Linked DNA regions of Homo sapiens: region 1 is linked to region 2. Evidence: chromatin loops called from intact Hi-C (ENCODE). Cell type or tissue: heart right ventricle. All regions are shown on one strand. Links, peaks and the distances in the headings refer to the core of each region. The heading gives the core; the rest is flanking DNA.

Region 1 (9,891 bases), core at 1,035-9,034, 710 kb before region 2:
ACAGAGGCTAGAATTTCCCCCCTCATTCGAAGAGGGTTTTCTAGTCTTGCTGAGACCCAGCAGTCTGGGTTCTGGGATCTGTCCGACCAGGGAGCTCAACCCTGAGCCACGGTTGCTGACCGATCATGGGTGCTGGGTTGTCCTGGCACCAGGGAGATGAGGCTGCAGGGACTGAAGCCCAGGACTGTGACACAGGGGCTGCCAGTGAAGCGGGGAGGGTTGGGACTTCCTTCCCAGTGGGGTCCCAGGCCTCGGTCCCCTGTGTCTGCAGTGCAGACATCGCCTCACGGTGAGGTGGCCTGAGACCCTGAAGGCAGCGGGCCTGGCTTCCTCACCAGGCGGCCCGAGCTCTGGGATCCACGTCCCCACTGGGGGCCCGGGATGGTGTGCTCCCTGCCTTGTTGACCCAGCACTGCTTGTTTGTAATGACCCAGATCTGAGCTGTCCCCTCTGAGGATGACCAGGCGAGGCAGTGTCCCCCCTGGTCACCTGACTTGGGGACCAGCCCCACCTGAGCCCACTTCCTGGATCAGCACGCATCCTCCTCCTCGGCTCTGGTGCTGTGGGTGGGGTCCTCTCTATTTTGTCCTCTGTAGGTGCCTTTTCCTCCGTACCCCTCTTCAGACCAGGCCTCTGAGATTTGCCTCCTACTCAGGACACCCAGGGTTGGGTGGAGGCCACGGCTCTGCCCACACCCCCCTGCCCCTTGGCCAACACCCTGTCTTCGCCTGTGGCTCTCCTGCACCCTGGGGCCTGGGCTCCAGAATCAGCCTCCCTTAGGCAGAATGTCCTGCTGCCCCTCGCTGCCCCCGCCAGTACCTTCCTGCCAGAGAGCAAGGGAGCAGCCAGTTGCGCTGGGCCCTGGGACCCTCCACAGGATTGCGCTGAGTGCTGGACGAGGGTGGCAGGGACGGCCGAACAGGGTGCCAGCTGCAGGGGCAGGCTGACGTGAGGGGAAGATGGAGGCAGCGGTGGGAGGGTAGTGTCCTCAGCCTGGGGGCTTTGCAGACCCTCTACTCACTGAGCAGATGCTCCCCACTCCCCTGTACCCCCATAGAGCAGGATAGGGGTTCCCTGATGGCTGAGAGGAGGGGGGTCCCATGAAATAAGATGCGGGGTTCCCACCTGGGAATCTACCTGGTGAGACTGGAGACCGTCTCTTCCTCACTCTATCTTCGACCCCATGGGTTAGTCCAGCCCAGGGAATGTAAACTTCACTTCTGGCCATGACAAATGCAGTAAGTTTGGGTCCAGGCCAGAAGGTTCCAGAACCAAGTTATCCCTGCAGGGGCTGCCAGATGGCAGCTTCCTCTCTGGAGCCCCTCACCTGTCCCACCCCAATGTGGGACTGAGAGCCCTTCTGGTCGGGACTGAAGATGGCTGGTGAAATTCCTTCTGCAGGGCTGCCTCGGTGCCCCTGGATCCTGGGCCTCTGCCCTGGGCCTGCCATGCTCCCCTTAGCCCGGCCCCTCCTGGGCTGCCAGGGTCCAGCTGAAACCTCAGCCGCCCCCCAGGTTCCTGGCCCCCTGTCCAAAGTTAGCCACACCCCGCATTCATTTCCTATCCTCTGACCTCTTTCTGCCACCCTGCCCCACTGCCCCCTGCATTATTTGCAATTATTATTATTATTATTATTGAGACAGAGTCTCACTCTGTCGCCCAGGCTGGAGTGCAGTGGTGTAATCTTGGCTCACGGCAACCTCTGCCTCCCAGGTTCAAGCGATTCTCCTGCCTCAGCCCCCCGAGTAGTTGGGATTACAGGTGTGTGCCACCACACCCGGCTAATTTTTTTTATATTTTTGGCAGAGACAGGGATTCACCATGTTGGCCAGGCTGGTGTGGAACTCCTGACCTCAAGTGATCCTCCTGCCTTGGCCTCCCAAAGTGCTGGGATTACAGGCATGAACCACCTCGCCCAGCCTGCAATTATTTAACTAACTGGTTTGGTTTGATGATTTCTGTTTGTATCGTGGGAGTATCACTTTCTGAGGTCAGGGACCATATCTGTCCTTTGACTGTGTCACCCCAGCGCCTGGCACCAATCACTGTTTATTAGGGGATCAGTCACTGTTTATTGATCACGTGATCCACTGTAGTGAGCAATCGGTATGCTTAGTAACTGTCGGCTCAGTATGATTTAGTTTCAACACAAATGCATTTATTGTACTCCTACTGCATACCTAAAATGCTCTAGTGCCTTTGGACTTCAGCAGAAGTAAAAGTGAAAAGCTCTGGCCGGGCGGGGTGGCTCACACCTGTAATCCCAGCACTTTGGGAGGCCAAGGCAGGCGGATCACGAGGTCAGGAGATCGAGACCATCCTGGCTAACACGGTGAAACCCCATCCCTACTAAAAATACAAAAAAATTAGCCAGGCTTGGTGGCGGGTGCCTGTAGTCCCAGCTACTCGGGAGGCTGAGGCAGGAGAATGGCGTGAACCCGGGAGGCGGAGCTTGCAGTGAGCTGAGATCACGCCACTGCACTCCAGCCTGGGCAACAGAGTGAGACTCTGTCTTAAAAAAAAAAAAATGAAAAGCTCTGAGGGAGTCCGGAGCCCACCCCTCAACTGTGACTTTTCTTGGAGAAATGAAACATGAAGTGTTCGACAGCCGATTCCCTCCTCCCAGAGTGCCCGGACAGCGTAGATTATAAAGTATCAGCGTCCCAGCTCATGTCATGACTCGAATGGGCCATCTCACAGTGACAATAAATCCATTGTTATTTTGCCAGGAGAGAGATTAATGTTAAACATAATTTATCCTTTCGGGTTTTATCTGAGCTGAGAAAATTTGTTACCATAGAGATTTCAAAACTTGAGAAACGGCATTTTAATGAGCTGCGGAGATGGGGGTTCGTGGGCCTAGCGGTGCCTTGTGCCGGAGACATGAGTGTGCGCAACTCGTTCTTTGATCTTTTAAGACGGAAGAATGACTCTGGCACTCAGGGTGGCGGTGGGGTGGGGACGGGAGCCAGGTGGCCCTTTGCAATGAGAGTGAGGGAGTGGACTCAGATGGTGACTGTGCCATCTGCCCTGGGTGTGGACGGGGACCTGAGTGCTTCAGGTGAGACCCCACCTGGCCCTCAGTGCCCCATGCACTCCCAGGGATCACGTGGGGCTGCCATGGTCCTGCTGGCAGCCTTGCCATATGGGGTCCCTACGGTGGGTGGGCATGGCAGGTCCCACTCCCTTGCCATAGGTGGGACCAGCTAAGGCTGTCATCTCCAGAGTCCCCCGCCCACATCCCCTCATGTGGAAGGATGATGCAAAGCCATAATCGCAGCAGTTTGGGAGGCCAAGGCGGGTGGATCACCTGAGGTCAGGAGTTCGAGACCAGCCTGACCAACATGGTGAAACCCCGTCTCTACCAAAAATACAAAAATTAATCAGGCGTGGTGGTGTGGACCTGTAGTCCCAGCTACTTGGGAGGCTGAGGCAAGAGAATTACTTGAACCTGGGAGGTGGAGGTTGCAGTGAGCCGAGATCTCACCACTGCACTCCAACCTGGGCGACAGAACGAGACTCTATCTCAAAAAAACCCCACAAAAAAACCCAAAAAAACAAAGCTGATGGCTTGTGTCTAGACATGGGAGTCCTGAGCCAGTTCCTCCGTGAAACCTGCCTTTCCCAGATGGCCACACTGACTGTCATCACCCCCACCTGGGGCTGTCCCCAGCTTTGGGGGCAGGTGCCTTGGCCAGGCCCACCTGGGGCCCAGTCTCCTGTGGGAACAGCTGAGTCATGGCTTGGAGCTGGTCAACACAGGGTGCCCGGCCACAGCTGGGCAGCCCTGTTCCCTGTCAGTGCCTTAGTGAGAGATTCGTGACTGCAGGATGAGCCTGCTGCTGTGGCAGCTTCCAGCGCTCACGCAGGCTCTGGGTTGGCCTGTGGGGGCCTTGGAGGGTTTGCCTGGAGTAGTGGCCCCTCATTTTGCAGAACCTCAGGAGATCTCCCTGCAGCACCTTACAGAGGATGCAGAGGCTGTGACAGGCAGCATTCTCCTCCCCCTTGGAAGCCTCAGGATGCTGTGGGACGAGGGGGCCTTCAGCGTCCCCTTCCTCCCAGTGTTGTACCTGCAGCTGTGCTGGAGTGACCAGGGGCAGAGGTGGTGACGCTGCTGCCCGCCTTGCCACAATTTCGCCAGCAGAGGGTGCTCATGGATAGCCGCCTTGCAGGCGCTGCTGCCGCAGATCCAGACTCTGCTGCCCCATGGGGTCAGGGGCCTCTGGGCCACCTGGTTAGCCTTTGTTCCCACTTCTAAAGAAGGGGTGGGTCTGGTAATGGATTCACGATGGCTCAAGCCCACCCACCAGATCCCAGCCCTCCGTAGTGGTGCTGCTTGTGGGGCGGCTCCAGCAGCAGGTCCTGGGCCCCCCTTCCTTGGCATGTCCCTGTTGACACCCTCCTGGGACACCGCTCCTTCTGGCCCGTTCTGAGCAGCCCACAGCCTTAGGCCCAGCACTTTTGGCTGGCCCACCGGCATCAACTAGCCACAGGCCCTCCATCAGCCCCAGGCTCTTGGCAGAACTGCAGGTGGCCCAGGGTGAGAGCATCGCTGCCTTTGCCACCAGGATCGATGGACAGGAGGGGCTGGGGCTCCCGGTCATGCCCACGGATGAGGGGCAGATATGTGGAGTGGGCTTAGGTGCTTGTGGCCGGGCCAGCCTGGGTCTGCCTTTTAATGACCTCAAATTGCTCCTGGCATGTGTTGTAAGAGGTAATTCCTCCCGTTAACATACTAGGGATATATTTTTTTCTAATTTTAAATTTGGATTAAATTCTTTTGATGAATTTCCACTTTTTCTCTGTTTTGCGTATCAACCAGGAAATGTCACAAAGTACAATTCTAGTGGCGGTTCGAGGCTGTTGCTTCCCTTCTCCCTTCCTCTCTCTGCTTCCTCCCTCCGTCTCTCTCCCTCCCTCCCCCTCCCTCCCTCCCTTCCTTGCATGCTGAGTGGTGTGACCTCATGGAGCGTACTAAGACACCTCAGAAGCAGCCTCCATCCAGAGGCAGCTCACAGCCTGAGAGGTTCTCCTGAGGGTCAACACACAGATGTGTTAGGCGCAGGAGCTGAGGGCAGGGTGTTGAGGGCTCCCAGCTGGAAGGACCAGTTGTGTTTCATGGAGGAGTTTGCATTTGCACTGAGTCTTGAAGGGGGCAGGTTTGGCCAAGTGGGAGCAGGGAAGGGCTGCAGGAGCAGTTTGATCAAGGGGCAGATGTGCAGCAGATGGCAGTGCCCCACGACGGGCAGCACAGCTTCCCAGGGTCCCGGGCTGGCTTGTTTGCAGAGAGCCATGGCTGGGTGTGGTTGCAGGGGCTCCCCGACTGCCTTCTCACCTCTGTGCTCTGTTCCAGCGTCTGCATTTCCCGAGGACTTCTCCATCCTAACAACTGTGAAAGCCAAGAAAGGCAGCCAGGCCTTCCTGGTCTCCATCTACAACGAGCAGGGTATCCAGCAGATTGGGCTGGAGCTGGGCCGCTCTCCCGTCTTCCTCTACGAGGACCACACGGGGAAGCCTGGCCCGGAAGACTACCCCCTCTTCCGGGGCATCAACCTGTCAGATGGCAAGTAAGTGGGCACTTCTGGGCAACTGTCCCCCTGCTGGAGGGGGGATCAGGCCAGCTCATACCACTGACCAGATGTGGGGCACAGTAGAGGACGTGCAGCAGCCGGTACTGAGACTCCCACAGACGCCGCAGCAGAGGAGAGGGTGCTGGGCTTGGAGTCCTGAAACCTGGGTTATGGTCTTGATTCATCCTCTGTGGCTCTGGGGAGTCACTTCTCCTCCCTGGCCCTCCATTATCCCTTTGTAAAGTGCACTAAAGCACATCAAATTCCCGCCTGTTTGTGTCAGAAGGGACACAGGAAATTGTGAGGTTATACCCAACCTTTTCCAGAAAGGATTTCAGGTATCCTTCAAGGACACAGGTGTGTTAGGAGTGGGAGTGAGCATGAGAAAAAGCGGGTCGTGCCAGCACGCTCTGTTGGGTGCAGACCTCAACACCAGGGGTTGTCAGTCTCCTCTTTCGTGGTCAGCACGTGTGAGGTCATGCCCTGATAATCTCCGAACGTCTTCAATACATGATTTCTGAATTCTTCGCCAAGACTTTCAGACAGATCCACTCCTTCCACCATTTCCCGTCCACACCCGGTCTTCTCTGGCTGCCTGCAGTTTGCCATCGGGGTTCAGAGGGCACGTGACAAGTGCTCGCATGCACACAGCAAAATACAACGGCCGCCGCCCTGCCATTCTCCCGATGGCTGTGACCGCACCGCAGGGACCACGCTCCCAGGGACCACACTCCTGGGTCCCGAGCCAGTGCCGAGTGCTGTGTGCTCCCCCTTCCCCCTTTCACTTGGGCTCCCGGCTGGGCTTCCAGGGTTCAGACAGCCATCCTTGTCTGAGGGACGAGGGTTCTGGGGAATGAGTAGATCTCATGGCACGGGGTGTTGCCCTAACTTGTCTGATTCCAGAGGCTGGGCCTTGATCTGCTCCGCCCCACCACGATCGTGCAGGAAGTGGGCCTTCTTCCTGTGTCTCGAGGAATTTGCAGCAAAATTGCTTGAGCTGGCATCTGTGATCCAAGCCCTGTCTTCACCATCTGTTTCTTTGCAGGTGGCACAGAATTGCTCTCAGCGTCCACAAGAAAAATGTCACCTTGATCCTCGACTGTAAAAAGAAGACCACCAAATTCCTCGACCGCAGCGACCACCCCATGATCGACATCAATGGCATCATCGTGTTTGGCACCCGGATCCTGGATGAGGAGGTGTTTGAGGTGAGCAGGAGGGCAGACCAACCCCTGTGCCCACCAGGGCACTCCTCCTGTGGAGCCACTGTGACTGCTGTTGGAGGAGGCTCCTCGGGCCGGGACCGGCTGGCGGTCCACTGTGGTCACCGTCTCTGTTGGTCAGAAGCCTCTGCTGCCATCCTAAGAGATGTTTGTGGCTTTCGGAAATGGAGGGGCCAGAGCTGCTGCCGCCTGTAGGCCGCGTGGGGATGGCAGTGGCCGCCCTTGTCCCAAGGGCCCAGTACGTGAGTCTCCTGGGTGCTGGCTCGGAAAGGACAGGGCCTTTGTCCAGCCTCGTGCTGAGGCTCCTGGAAACCTGCACACTCCTGCCGTCTGTATCCGAGGCCATCCTGGGACAGGGGCAGCTGTCCTCTGGGTGAGCTTGAAGGGCAGAGCTGGGCCACCGTGTGGACGCACCAGGGAGACCTGTGCCGACCCAACTCGGGCTGGCCTCACTCCAGTCTAGCTGTGTCCAGCCAGGGGCCTTGCTTTCCCGGGGAATGCCTCAGAGGCTTGGGAGTCGGGGCCTGAGCTGAGTGGGCTCTGGGACCCTCACTTCAGCCCATGGAGCCCTTCATAGGTTGGGGTTCTGCGTGAGAGAGCAGGAGAATGCCCCGTCCCACTGCCAAGAAACAGGTTGAGAGCTTCTGCAGGTGACCAGTGATCCCCAGCTGCCCCGGGTGGGGGCGTTGGAGTCACCAGGAGCCTGTAGGGGTTCCAGGGCCCTGCCTCCTGGGGTGCTGGGGCGACAGCCTGCACAGGGTCCTGGACTCTGCCCTTCCCAAGGGCACTGCAGTGACCGTTGCCTCCGCGGCTTGGGTTAGGCGGCAGCCAGGACCCCTCCACTGGGCTTCCTTGTCGTTTATGTAAGTTGGGTTTTGCAGAAGATTTGGTTTTGCACCCGGGTCTCTGTGGCTAAAACCTGTTCGAAAGCCACTGGCTTAAATGGCCTCCGAGGGCCATCCTGGCTCTGGGATTTCCTCCTCCAGGGCTGCAGAGATGGGACAAGTTAGGGCAGTGTCTCCTCCCTAAATCCCCGAGCGCTGCCGTGAGCTCCTGGCTGTGTCTACACATCGGTTCTGCATCCGGCTGCCCCCGTTTCATGGCTGAGGTGGGGTCCCCAGGGCCATGTTTCTTCTCGGTGACTCGGGGTCACCAAACCAGACACCGTGTTGACTCAATCTTGGTGTTCTGCCAAGGGCACGCGAAGGAGACATCACACGTACTAGTTCATTTCTGTGTTAAAGATATCGATGTCTGCTCGTGGGGACGGGCACGGTTGAACTGACCCTGGGGCTTTGAGCGTGTGAGAAGAGGGCAATTCTGAAAGTCTCACCTTTCTAGGAAATCATACTGGGGACCACGTAGTGTCACTGTGAACTGGACATTCAGCAGAGTGCTGGCCTCAGGGCAAGCCCACCTGGGCTCTGTCGATTGTTGGATTTGGGCCTCGGGCAAGCTGCTCTGCTATTTCTCTGTCTTAGGGTCTCCGTCTGTAAAATGGGATCACAGATGTGGCTGCTTCATGAGCTGTGGCAAAGGTTCCATGAGGTTGAATGCAGTGACACAGCAGCGCACTGTCTCCCTTATAGGAAGCCCCGGCTTAATGTCAAATTCAGTTGTTCTGGATATTAATACAGTGTCAAGGCAGACAGAAAGGCAGGACACAGCCCCGCGGCCCAGTGCAGACCGCAGAGGAATGATCAGAGCAGCCACGCTCTGTGGAATGAGATGGGCCTGTTAGAAGAAGGCAGGGAGTAGGTGTGAAGGTGGTGGAGATTCTGCTGAACGTGCAGTTGGCTCTGGGTCAGTTTCCAGGAAGCTGTAGCCTGGGGCTTCGGTAGAGCAGGGCGGGTGCTTGGATCCTGCTGGCACAGCCAGATTTTGCAAGCTATTGAGACACACCCTCCGGGCACACTTCTGAACAGACCTGCCTAGGCGCCTGGAAGGAACTGCGGGCACAGGAGCCGTCCTCAGCCAGGCAGGAGGCAGCTTCTGGGCTATTCTGGGGAGCTGGGGTTAAAAGCTGCCTTGGAGTCACACAGACTGGGATCAAGTGCTGGTTTTGCCTCTTGCTGGTGGGAGGATCTAGGCAAAGCAGGTGACATTGATGAGCTTTGAGACTCATTTGTAAAACATTGGTCACAGTAAGGCTACCTGCACAGCTGCAGGGGAGGTTCTGGGCTTGGCCTGGGCACCTGCCAGAGTCACCCCCACCGCTGCCTGTTGTTCTGTGGGTCGAGGCCCTGCCTCTGGATGGGAGGCCACGCGGTGGCCTCGGGTTTTTTTTTTTTTTTTTTTTTTTTTTTTGAGACGGAGTCTCGCTCCGTCGCCCAGGCTGGAGTGCAGTGGCACGATCTCGGCTCACTGCAAGCTCTGCCTCCCGGGTTCACGCCATTCTCCTGCCTCAGCCTCTCGAGTAGCTGGGACTACAGGCGCCCGCCACCACACCCAGCTAATTTTTTTTGTATTTTTAGTAGAGATGGGGTTTCACTGTGTTAGCCAGGATGGTCTCGATCTCCTGACCTTGTGATCCGCCCGCCTCGGCCTCCCACAGTGCTGGGATTGCAGGCGTGAGCCACCGCGCCCGGCCTCAGGGTTTTAATGTTTGTCATGCAGTCTCTTTTTTGTGCTGTGTCAAATCTTTGTAATTTCTAGTGTGTTCTGTTGTAAAGATTCAGGAAAAAGCTTTATTTTATCTTTAAAAAATTAGGATCCTAAAACAAATAGTGCTTCATTGATATTCTAACTGAGCAGGAAAAGCTGTTTTCCCAAAAGCAGATGTATGTGAAGAGTCCCTTACCCCAGGGAAGCACTAGAAATCCGTGTTCAGGGCTGGGTTTGCATCCTGGCTCCACTGTTTCCCAGGGGTGAGATCTTCGGTGAGTTGTCTGACCGCTCCGAGACTCAGTTTCCCCATCTGTAAAATGACAATAATAGTACCCGCCGCAGTTTTGTGTGTGTGGGAGGCACCGTGAGAATTAATCCATGAAAAATGCCTATGAGTGGCCGACAGCAAACATGCCAGAGTTTACCTCCTTTATCAGCAAAGGATGAAGGTAACGTGTGGTTTTCAAAAGGAAATGGCTCTTGAATGGAGG
Region 2 (9,891 bases), core at 865-8,864:
ATGCATTGCGAAAACCCCCACTCATTGCAAAAAAACCCCACTGAAAGCAAAAGGAATATTTGCTTCCGAGAATCATGAAAGGCCCCAGCCAGTGCAATTGGCTGCCTGGCCACTTCCACCTCTGTCCTCCTGGCCATTCTGGGGTTCAGGCTGATGCTCCTCAAGGCTACAAAACAACTGCCACAGCCCCAGGAATCCCACCCAGACCCAGCAATGCCCAGCAAAAGAAGGAGAGACTCTTCCTGGAATCTCTTTGAAAAACAAGAAAGCCTTCCCTAGAAGCTGCTGTTATCAACTGGCTTCAGACCCCTCCCGCAGAACCGCCTCACATGCCGTGCCTAAACCAGCTCCAAGCTGGGAAGGTAAGACTCCAAGGTGCGCTGGATTCATCCGCTTGGGGGTCACTAACCCTGGGAATGAAGATCCACTCACACCCCAAGTTTGTTACCAAGGAAGAGGGGTTGTGGTGACTGAGTGTAGGTGCCACCCGTGTCTGCCACCAGAAGCTGAGCTGAGTGAATGCCTGGGTCTGGTGGCTTTCTCCACCACCACTGCCGAGTCCCGTACGTCCTGTGCAACACAGGGAAGAGGAAGGGTGATAGTTCACAGGCACCAGCACTTTTACAGGTGTTCATTCATTACACCATTCTCCATCTGAGGAAACTGGGACCCAGAGAGGTTGAGCAACGTAGTCAAAGTCACACAGCTGATAAGTCATAGAACTGATATTCAAGGCCCAGCTCTGCAGCCCCAGACATTGTGCTATGCCACCTAAACCAGCCAGAAGAACATCCTGGGAAGGGTGCAAAGGAAGCTGGCGGTGGGCCAGCAGGTGTGAAGGGGCCCAGGGCTGGGAGGAAGATGAAGACACAAAGTGACCCGAGTGGGGCTGCTGCCCCGGGGCCCTCTGCCTTCTCCAGCATATGGGGCAACGGATGAATAACATCTCAGCAGAGGCCCTGAGGACTGAGGACTGACCTGCCACTATGTCAAGACCTGAAGTCCCCAGGGCCCCCAGGATCTGCCCACCCCAGGAGAAGGGGGAAGGGGGACAGGGGAAGAATCCATGTCTCCCAAAAGTGGGCCAAGAAACGTCCTAAAGTGACTGAATCATCATGAATAGGCAAGATGACGTTTTCCACCATCCATGGACATGGTGGCTTGAGAGTCTGGTCCATCCGCAGGGAGATGAAAGGGCTTCCCTTGCCCCCTTGACATCCACACCTGCTCCCTGCATGAGGCCCAGTGCCTGCCGAGGGCTCTCGTGCCCCCAAGGGGATTCCAGCTGCCATCGCCATTGCTCGTGGGACTGCGGGTGGAACGGGTGGGTTCATGGAGACACCTGGGAAGAGCTTCGCAGGGTTTGTTCAAATGGTGGAGTGTGTGAGCTCCTCACCACTGAGCCCGAGGGGCAGGCGTCCGGCTCTTGCTTCCTCCCAGGCCCACTTCCTGACCTGTGGCGGGAAGGGCCCTGACAGAGGGATGCCGAGGGTCTATGTCTCCCACATATGATGGGAGCAGGGCGCACAGGCACAGGCCGGGGCTGACAGACAGAGTGGCTGGCACAGCCACAGTCGCATGGTTCTGAGCAGGGCAGGAGGCCCAGGACTGAGCCAAGCACAGACACCCACCCTCAGACCCCATGGCCGTCCAGCCCTGCCCCGGCTGTTTAGGCTGAGCGGCCACCCCGAGGCCCACCACCCATAAGTAAGTCTCTGCCCCTTCCAGACTGACTGACCAACTCCCACACTGCAGGGCACGAGGCTTGGCTTCCCAGGGAGCTGCCAAAGCAGGGAGTCAATTCCCGCGGGGTGAGTTCTGACCCACAGGACACAGGACCGAGCAGAGGGCAGACTGCCCCGCCTCTCTGGGACGGATGGTTCCAGGGGTTCCAGGCCGTGTGGGGACGCCTGCTGAGCCACCACCTCTATCCCACACACACACTGGCCTCCCCACCCCGCTGCTTCACTCCCTTCCCCCTCACTCTCACTCTCCTGGGACCACACTTCTGGTTCTGGGCTGAATCTAGGTTGGCACCCTGTCCCCCAGCAGCTCAGAATGTGGCTGCGTTTGGGGACAGGATTTTTACAGAGGTCATTAAGGTACAATGAGGTGATTTTGGGTGGGCCCTAATCCCACAGGACTGGGGAGCTCATAACAAGAAGAGATGAAGACACAGACACTCAGAGGAATGATCTTGTGAGGACACAGGAGGAAGACAGCCTCCGCAAGCCAAGGTGAGGAGACTCCAGAGAAACCAGCCCTGCCCACCAGCACCTTGATTCGGGACTTCCAGCCTCCAGGACTGCAAGAATAAATGTGTGTTGTTTGAGCCCCAGCCTGGGGTTATTTTGGTGTGGCCGCCCGAGCTGACTCACAGCCCCCAGTGAGACCCCAACTCCAGCTGTTCCCTAAGAAACCCAGGCTCCCCGAGTGGCACCCACAAAGCCCCAGGCATTGCCCTCCTCGCTGCAGCAGCTCTGGAAAACCCTGTGGATCCAGGAAGAGGCAGGCCCTTCAGAGCCCAGGGTCTCCCTTCCCTCCCCTGGAGAGCAGCAGGTCCCAAGGGTCTCGAAATCTAGCTTCTGAGGTGACCGAGGACTGAAAGGGATGATGTGGTGAAGGCTGAGCCCAGGTCTGGCACATCTTAGGTGGGCAACAGATTTTAGCTAAAATTATTCTTATTATCAGTATTAATGTCTCTCTGTTCCTCACCTGGGTCTTCTCCTAGACTGAAAGCCTACCCAGGGCAGGGCGAACCTCAGGAAGCTTGTAAGTCCAGAGCCAAGCTCACTGGGTGCACCACAGCCCGGGCTGCAGCTGCGGCAGGCCCTGCCTGCAGCCGCCTGTGGCCTCCATGGACAGACGGCCCTGGTGACCCCCACCTGAAAACCAAACTGAAACCTGGAGGAGGGGCTGCCCGGTGCACCGATTTCAAGGAGCAGTTCCAGAGTCGGCCTCTGGTCACCAGGGGTTGGTGCGTTCCTTCCTTCCCCAAGACACCCATGTGGGAGGTCAGGTGGGAGTCAGGGAATCAGGGAAATACTGTGGGACCCCAAGCCAGCTGAGCCCTGGGAGCACCAACGGGAAACGCCAACGAGTGCTGAGCCCTCCCGGCACGATCCAGGAAACCCTCTCAGCTCCACCAGGCGGTGAAACACCACCTCTGCGAATCTGCGTTCCGGGGCCTGGGGCTGTCCAGCGGAAACACAGCTCAGCCACATTTAAGGAGGCAAAAAAAAAAAAAAAGCAGCGGAAATTCATCCTGGTAATGTATTTTTGTTAAACCCAATATACTCAAATATAAAGAATTATTAATGAGATTTTTTTGCATTTGTTTTTCTACTAAGTCTTCAAAATAGGACCTGGTCTTTATACCAGAACACCACATCCCAGGGCAGACCAGCCCCATTTCCAGTGGCAATACCCCTCCCACACAGGGTGGATCGATAAAAATAAGAAAACTGTGAAAGCACTTTTTTTTTTTGACAGGGTCTCATTCTGTCACCCAGGCTGGGGTGCAGTGGCACACTCACAGCTCACTGCAGCCTCCACTTCCCAAGCTCGGGTGATCTTCCCACCTCAGCCTCCCAAGTAGCTGGGACTGCAGGTCTTCGCCATCACACCCGGCTTGCCTATTTATTTATTTATTTATTTATTTATTTATTTAATTTATTTATTTATTGAGATGTGGATCTCACTATGTTGCCCAGGCTGGTCTCAAACTCCTGGACACAAGTGACCCTCCCTCCTTGGCCTCCCAAAGCGCTGGGATTACAGGTGTGAGCCACCGCGTCTGGCCTGACAGAACTTTTTTTTTTTTTTTTTTGAGATGGAGTCTTGCTCTGTCCCCCAGGCTGGAGTGCAATGGCACAATCTCAGCTCACTGCAACCTCTGCCTCCTGGGTTCAGGCGAGTCTCCTGCCTCATCCTCTCGAGTAGCTGGGATTACAGGTGCCCGCCACCACGCCCGACTAATTTTTGTATTTTTAGTAGAGACGGGTTTTCATCATGTTGGCCAGCATGGTCTCGAACTCCTGACCTCAAGTGATGCACTCACCTCGGCCTCCCAAAGTGCTGGGATTACAGGCGTGAGGCACCGTGCCTGGCCTCTGAATGCACTTTTTTCCAAAAAGAAGCCATAGGTCAGCGCAGATGTTCTCACTCATTGGTGGGAATTGAACAATGAGAACACATGGACACAGGGAGGGGAACATCACACTCCGGGGCCTGTTGTGGGGTGGGGGGAGAGGGGAGGGATAACATTAGGAGATATACCTAATGCTAAATGACGAGTTAATGGGTGCAGCACACCAGCATGGCACATGTATACATATGTAACAAACCTGCACGTTGTACACATGTACCCTAGAACTTGAAGTATAATAATAATAAAATTAAAAAAAGAAAGAACGGGGAAGCTTCCAGGCCTTCGCGAGCCCAGCGCAGCCTCCCGGGCCGGGCGAGGGGTTTGCGGCTGATTCTCCGCGCGTCTCAGCCTGACCCACCGGCTCCCCGCCGCTCCGGGAAGCGCGCGCTCGCCCCCTGCTGGACGCTCGCGGCCCTGCGCCCAGCGCGTTCGGTGGAGGGACCCTGGCACCCAGCGGGCGGAGCCGGCATTTCTGCAGGAAGGAGCCAGGTGGACGCCGGAAAACCCAGGCACCAAGATGAAAACACGTAATACACCTGGTGTTCAGATCCGAAGTAATGCAGGAATATCCGCGGGGCACAAAGTGTCAGATGCTAAAAGCAGCTCTGAATGGTGGGGTGGGGTCCTTCTCGGCTGTGGGGAAACTGAGGTAATTTGACTGACTCAGCTGCCCGAGGTTCTTTCTGGAAGATTCTTTCTCAGTCAGCGCAGACTGCCACAACAAAACGCCACAGACCAGGGCCTTAAACATTCAGTTCTGACCGTTCTGGAGGCCGGGAGGTCCTAGATGAAGGGGCCAGCTGGTTCCAGGTCTGGTGAGACCCACGATTGCAGACTCACGGCTGCCCCACTGCGTCCTCACGCAGCCTTTCCCGGGATGCGCAGGGGGAGAGCTCTGGCCTCCCCTCCTCTTCCGAGAAGGTCATTAACGCTGTCAGATCGGGGCCCACCCTTACAACCTCACTGAGCTGCATCACCTCCAAAGGCCCTGTCTCCAAATAGCCACACAGGGTCTGGGAGCCAAGGTCTGAACCCGGGGACATAATTCACTCCACAGCACAGGGACCTAAATACATGAAGCCACTGGCGCAGACCTGGTGGTGCAGTCGCTGGAGAGGTGGCTGGTTCCCCAGAACCCCCGCTAGAGCTGCCCGGCAGCCTCCAACCCCACGCAGGTCGGGAGGTCTGCGGCCCGGCTCCCACGCTGCACCGGGACTGCCTGCCTGATCCGAGAGGCCCCTGCGTTGCACAGCAGGCTTCACTGCCTCTCTTAGGGGACAGGCCACAGGGCCACCCGGCGTGGCCACCTCCAGCCCACAGGGTCCAGCCGGATTCGGGGATGACAGTGACCCCTCCCCACGGAGGGCCTTCTGCTTCCAGAAGAAGGGTCCTTGAAGAGGCCCTTGCAGGGCCTCTAAGCTCACGGATGCTTTATCCCCACGACTCCCCATAGAGGGGCCTGCGGTCACCCAGGGGCCAACAGGAGCCATGGGCAGCCTCTGTCCACACCCAGCTGAGGCCCTGCCCCATGGGTTGGAAGATGGACGGGAATCATTGGTTCCTTCCGGCACGTCCATCCACACAAAACTGATTCCTTTGGAGATTTTGCAAAAGGTTCTAGTCTTTCCTCAAAAAAGTGCGCCGGGGGTTGTGGTGAGGATTCTGTTCCTCTTTCTCTTTTAAACAAGGCAGAGACGTCCCCCTTCATAGCCATCCCCTACGCTGACCAGTGGTTTCTCATTAAAAAATGAAAAGTGCTTTCCCCAAAGAACTGAAAACAGGCATTCCAGCAAAAACCTGCACACACATGTTCCTGGCAGCATTGTTCACAATGCCCCTGCAAATGTCCATCCACAGAGCAATGTGGTCACAGCGTGTGGTCCATCCATACAGTGGGATATTACTCAGCCAGAAAAGAAAGGAAATTCTGGGCCATGAAAACATTACGCTAAGTGGAAGAGGCCGGTTACAAGAGGACACACGTGGTGTGATTCCTTTTCCACGACATGTGAGGAGTGAACAAATCCACGGAGACAGAGGGAACAGAGCTTCCCGGGGCTGTGGGGGCCAGGAGTGGGGAGCCACTGCCTCATAGGGACGGGGCTTCGGCCTGGAGGCCTGAAAACGTCCTGAAACTAGCTGGAGGTCGTGGTTACGCAACACCATGAATGTCTAAACACCCCCAAGCTGTGCACCTGAAAATGATTCATCCAATCATCCACTTTAAATACGTGCGGTTCTCAGACATCGGTTCTACCTCAATAAAGTGGTCTGTAAAAACAGTTAATTTTATGTTATGTGGACTTTACCCCAATTTTTTAAAACAGTGCTTCCATCCCTTGCAGGGCTCTGTCTAGCAAGGACCCAGCTGTGAAGCTTGTGGTGGCTTTTAGGGGAGCTCCAGGTTACTTGGGGGTCTTTGAATCCCAACACCCATCCTAGTGTCCACAGCTGATCCCTCTCGCCCCCCAGACACAAAGGAAAAAGGTGTGCGAAGCCAGGGGCGGTGGCTCATGCCTGTAATCCCAGCACTTTGGGAGGCCAAGGCAGGCAGATCACCTAAGGTCAGGAGTTCGAGACCAGCCTGGGCAACATGGTGAAACCCCATCTCTACTAAAAATACAAAAAGCTAGCTGGGCGTGGGGGCACACACCTGTAATCCCAGCTACACAGGAGGCTAAGGCAAGAGAATTGCTTGAACCTGGGAGGCAGATGTTGCAGTGAGTCGAGATCGCACCACTGCACTCCAGCCTGGGCGACAGAGTGAGACTGCATCTCAAAAACAAACAAAAACAAATTCAGCCTGGGCAACACAGCGAGACCTCACCTCTAAAAACGATAACATGGCCCCAAGTCCTTGCCCCTCTTCCCATCAAGACGTGGGGTCTCTACCCCCCACCCCCACTGCCCCTCTTCCCATCAAGACGTGGGGTCTGTACCCCCTACCCACACTGACCCTCTTCCCATCGAGAGGTGGGGTCTCCACCCCTTACCCACACTGACCCTCTTCCCATTGAGAGGTGGGGTCTCCACCCCTTACCCACACTGACCCTCTTCCCATTGAGAGGTGGGGTCTCTACCCCTTACCCACACTGACCCTCTTCCCATTGAGAGGTGGGGTCTCTACCCCTTACCCACACTGACCCTCTTCCCATTGAGAGGTGGGGTCTCTACCCCTTACCCACACTGACCCTCTTCCCATTGAGAGGTGGGGTCTCTACCCCTTACCCCCACTGCCAAACCTGGACCAGCTGTGACTGCTTTCAATGGCAGGCAGTGGCAGTGAGGCCAGGTGTGTTTGGAGACTGGACAGCACAGGCCAGTGGCCTCACCTGACACTCCGACTCAAGAAGCTCCCTTTCCGAGCCTGGTCATCATGCTGGGAGAAACCCAAGCCACACAGGAGGCCACGAGCTCGTGCTTTGGTGGACAGTCACCACTGAGCCCGGCTCAGCGCACATATGTGATGGTCCAGCTTCAAGTCCCCTTAGTGTTGGCACCGTCCCATTTGACCCCAGACAACATGGAACAGAATCAAAGCCACTCCATTGCGTCCTGCGTGAATTCCTGACCTCCAGCTCCGCCAGCATAATGAAATAGTGGCTGCTTCATCTTACCCAATTCAGCTTGGGGTGGTTTGTTACACAGAAGCCAATATTTGACTTTATTTGACTGATGGCTGTCCAAAAGCTTACAATTTGAACAGCCTGACATGGATGCTGTTTTCTGCCTAAAAACTCATATTTTGCAAACTACTGAGTGCAAGTTTACTTTAATGACCTGTGAGCTTGGCCGTGTAAAGACTTGCTGAAAGCCAGCCGTATTATCAGAAAGCACGGAGCCAGTTTGCAAGCTCTCGTATTGCTCAGAACTCTTTCAGTGGTAAGGGGCAGAGATGGGACCCACGCTAGCTACCAGCAGAAAGGAAGCTACCGGCAGGGTGGTACCTCGGGCTGGCTCCAGAGACACATGCACGCACACATGCATGCACAGGCACACACATATGTGCACACACACATACATACACGGGAAGCATTCTATTGCTATATGGTGAAACTTGTGGTCATTTTATTTCCTCATGAGCTGCAATTGTGGGTTTATCAGATGTTTCTGCCACTTTCCTTCTCTCTCTCTTCCTCTCTCTCTCTCTCTGCTATCATTTGAATAAACATATCGCTCCAGAATTCATATACTGAAATGTAATGGATTAAGAGATGGGGCCTTGGGCAGGTGACTGAGTCATGAGGGCCTCCCTCACGGATGGGATTAGTGCCCTTATAAAAGGGCTGGAGGAAACTAGCTAGGCCACTTTTGCCCTCCCGCCCCTTCCACTAAGTGAGGCCAGAACGTAGCAACCAGACACCATCTTGGAAGCAGAGAGCATTCTCATCAGTCGCCAGACCTGCTGGTGCTGTGATCTTGAACTTCCAACCTCCAGAATTGTAAGCAATGTATTTGTGCTGTTTATAAATTACCCAGTCTAAGGGATTTTGTTAGCAGCATAAACAGACCAAGACACTCTCTCTCAGTTTCTTGGCTCTCTCTCCGTTGGCCTCATTTTCTCCTGCAAATGAACCTCGTCCATTTGGCCAGCAGGAGGGAGGATGTGGCTGCAGGCCACCAGGCTAACAGCCCCTCAGGTCAACAACACCCCCATGGAACCTCTTCCTCTCTTCAGCGTGTGTCATACGTGTACACACATGCATACACACATACAGGAAGCACTCTATCTTTACATAGTGAAGCTTGTGGTCATCATTTTATTTCCTCGTGAGCTGCAATGGTAAGAATTCCCTGAAAATTCCCCCACTGGCAGGCCACAGCGTGCTTAAACAACATCAAATCCAACGCATCTCACTGTATCACTGAACTATAGTTAGAGGTTTTGTTTTGAAAATTAGTTGACAACTTCAGCGCTTTTGTCATTTTTATGTTCACCAGCACAAAGATGAGCTTTTAGGTGCTCAGGAAGGGCAAGCCAGGTGACCGTCTTCCATGCAGCAGGGACTCTACTTAAATTCAGTGTTTTTCCAAAGCCCCTTTCTACTCCAAAAGCACCCATCTTATAATCAATATGCTGGGAGCACTCAGTTTCTCTCCCTGCATGACCAAGTTAATCAACAGCAGAGGCTGCATTAATCAGCTTTGTTGCAGTAACAAACACGCCCAGAACGTGCCCCAGTGCTGGCATCTCAGGTGGGCTCAGGTGGGCTGCAGATCAGCCACTTGTTTGCTCATTCCTGGAGCAGCAGGAATTCCTGGACCATTCCAGTCCCTACTGGAGACATGCTGGTGGCAAAGTCTTCCTTACCAAGCTTAAACAAGTGTCATGAAGTCTTTTTTCTTTAACACTGGCCTCTGGTAGCCTCTGCTCAGATGGGCTTTTGTCCTGGCATCCCCTTGACATTGGCCAAAGCTGGTCTCAGACCAAGCCCAGCAATGGGATCTCGGCATGTGCCTCCAGGAAGAACTGCAAACTGAATGTCGATGATTCGAATGCATAACCCCTGCGGGGCTAGAGGACACACAGATGCACACAGTTCACCGCAGACCCTCTCAGGGGCCACCCAGACCAGCCGTGTTGGGAAGGACGCTGTTGGAAAGGCTTCCTCCTGGGCTGTGGTTTGAGCCTCTCTGAGGTGTCTCCTGCTCTCTCCAGAATGGAATGGAAGGGAGGTGGGTCTCAGATTTCTGAAGAGCAGCTGCCTAAGCCTGGAGTTTCAGGTGATTGAGTGTGTTGG

What was found. Peaks named below come from ENCODE experiments on the same cell type or tissue, not always from the same donor. Only the 100,000 strongest peaks of a DNase experiment are listed, where the experiment ranks them.
Region 1: it touches region 2 in a loop (8-fold over the local background); 34 of 110 quality-filtered maps call a loop at or near these places.

Annotation. Positions count from the first base shown.
Region 1 is chr9:134,694,556-134,704,446 of GRCh38, forward strand. It overlaps COL5A1 (collagen type V alpha 1 chain), which reads left to right. Exons shown (of 66, transcript NM_000093.5): 3 at 5,354-5,567; 4 at 6,616-6,778. Among named protein-coding and RNA genes, the nearest start is that of COL5A1-AS1, 47 kb to the left of the region's middle. RefSeq lists enhancers at 3,313-4,137, 4,138-4,960. In heart right ventricle, for the core only: CTCF peaks have their summits at 4,139 (motif pointing right) and 4,343; a DNase peak (open chromatin) is centred at 4,136; H3K27ac peaks cover 1,296 bases.
Region 2 is chr9:135,408,190-135,418,080 of GRCh38, forward strand. LOC124902305 (a long non-coding RNA gene) reads right to left here. Exons shown (of 2, transcript XR_007061849.1): 2 at 8,897-9,862. Among named protein-coding and RNA genes, the nearest start is that of PPP1R26-AS1, 59 kb to the right of the region's middle. RefSeq lists a silencer at 8,483-8,651. In heart right ventricle, for the core only: a CTCF peak has its summit at 4,568 (motif pointing left); a DNase peak (open chromatin) is centred at 4,562; H3K27me3 peaks cover 4,016 bases.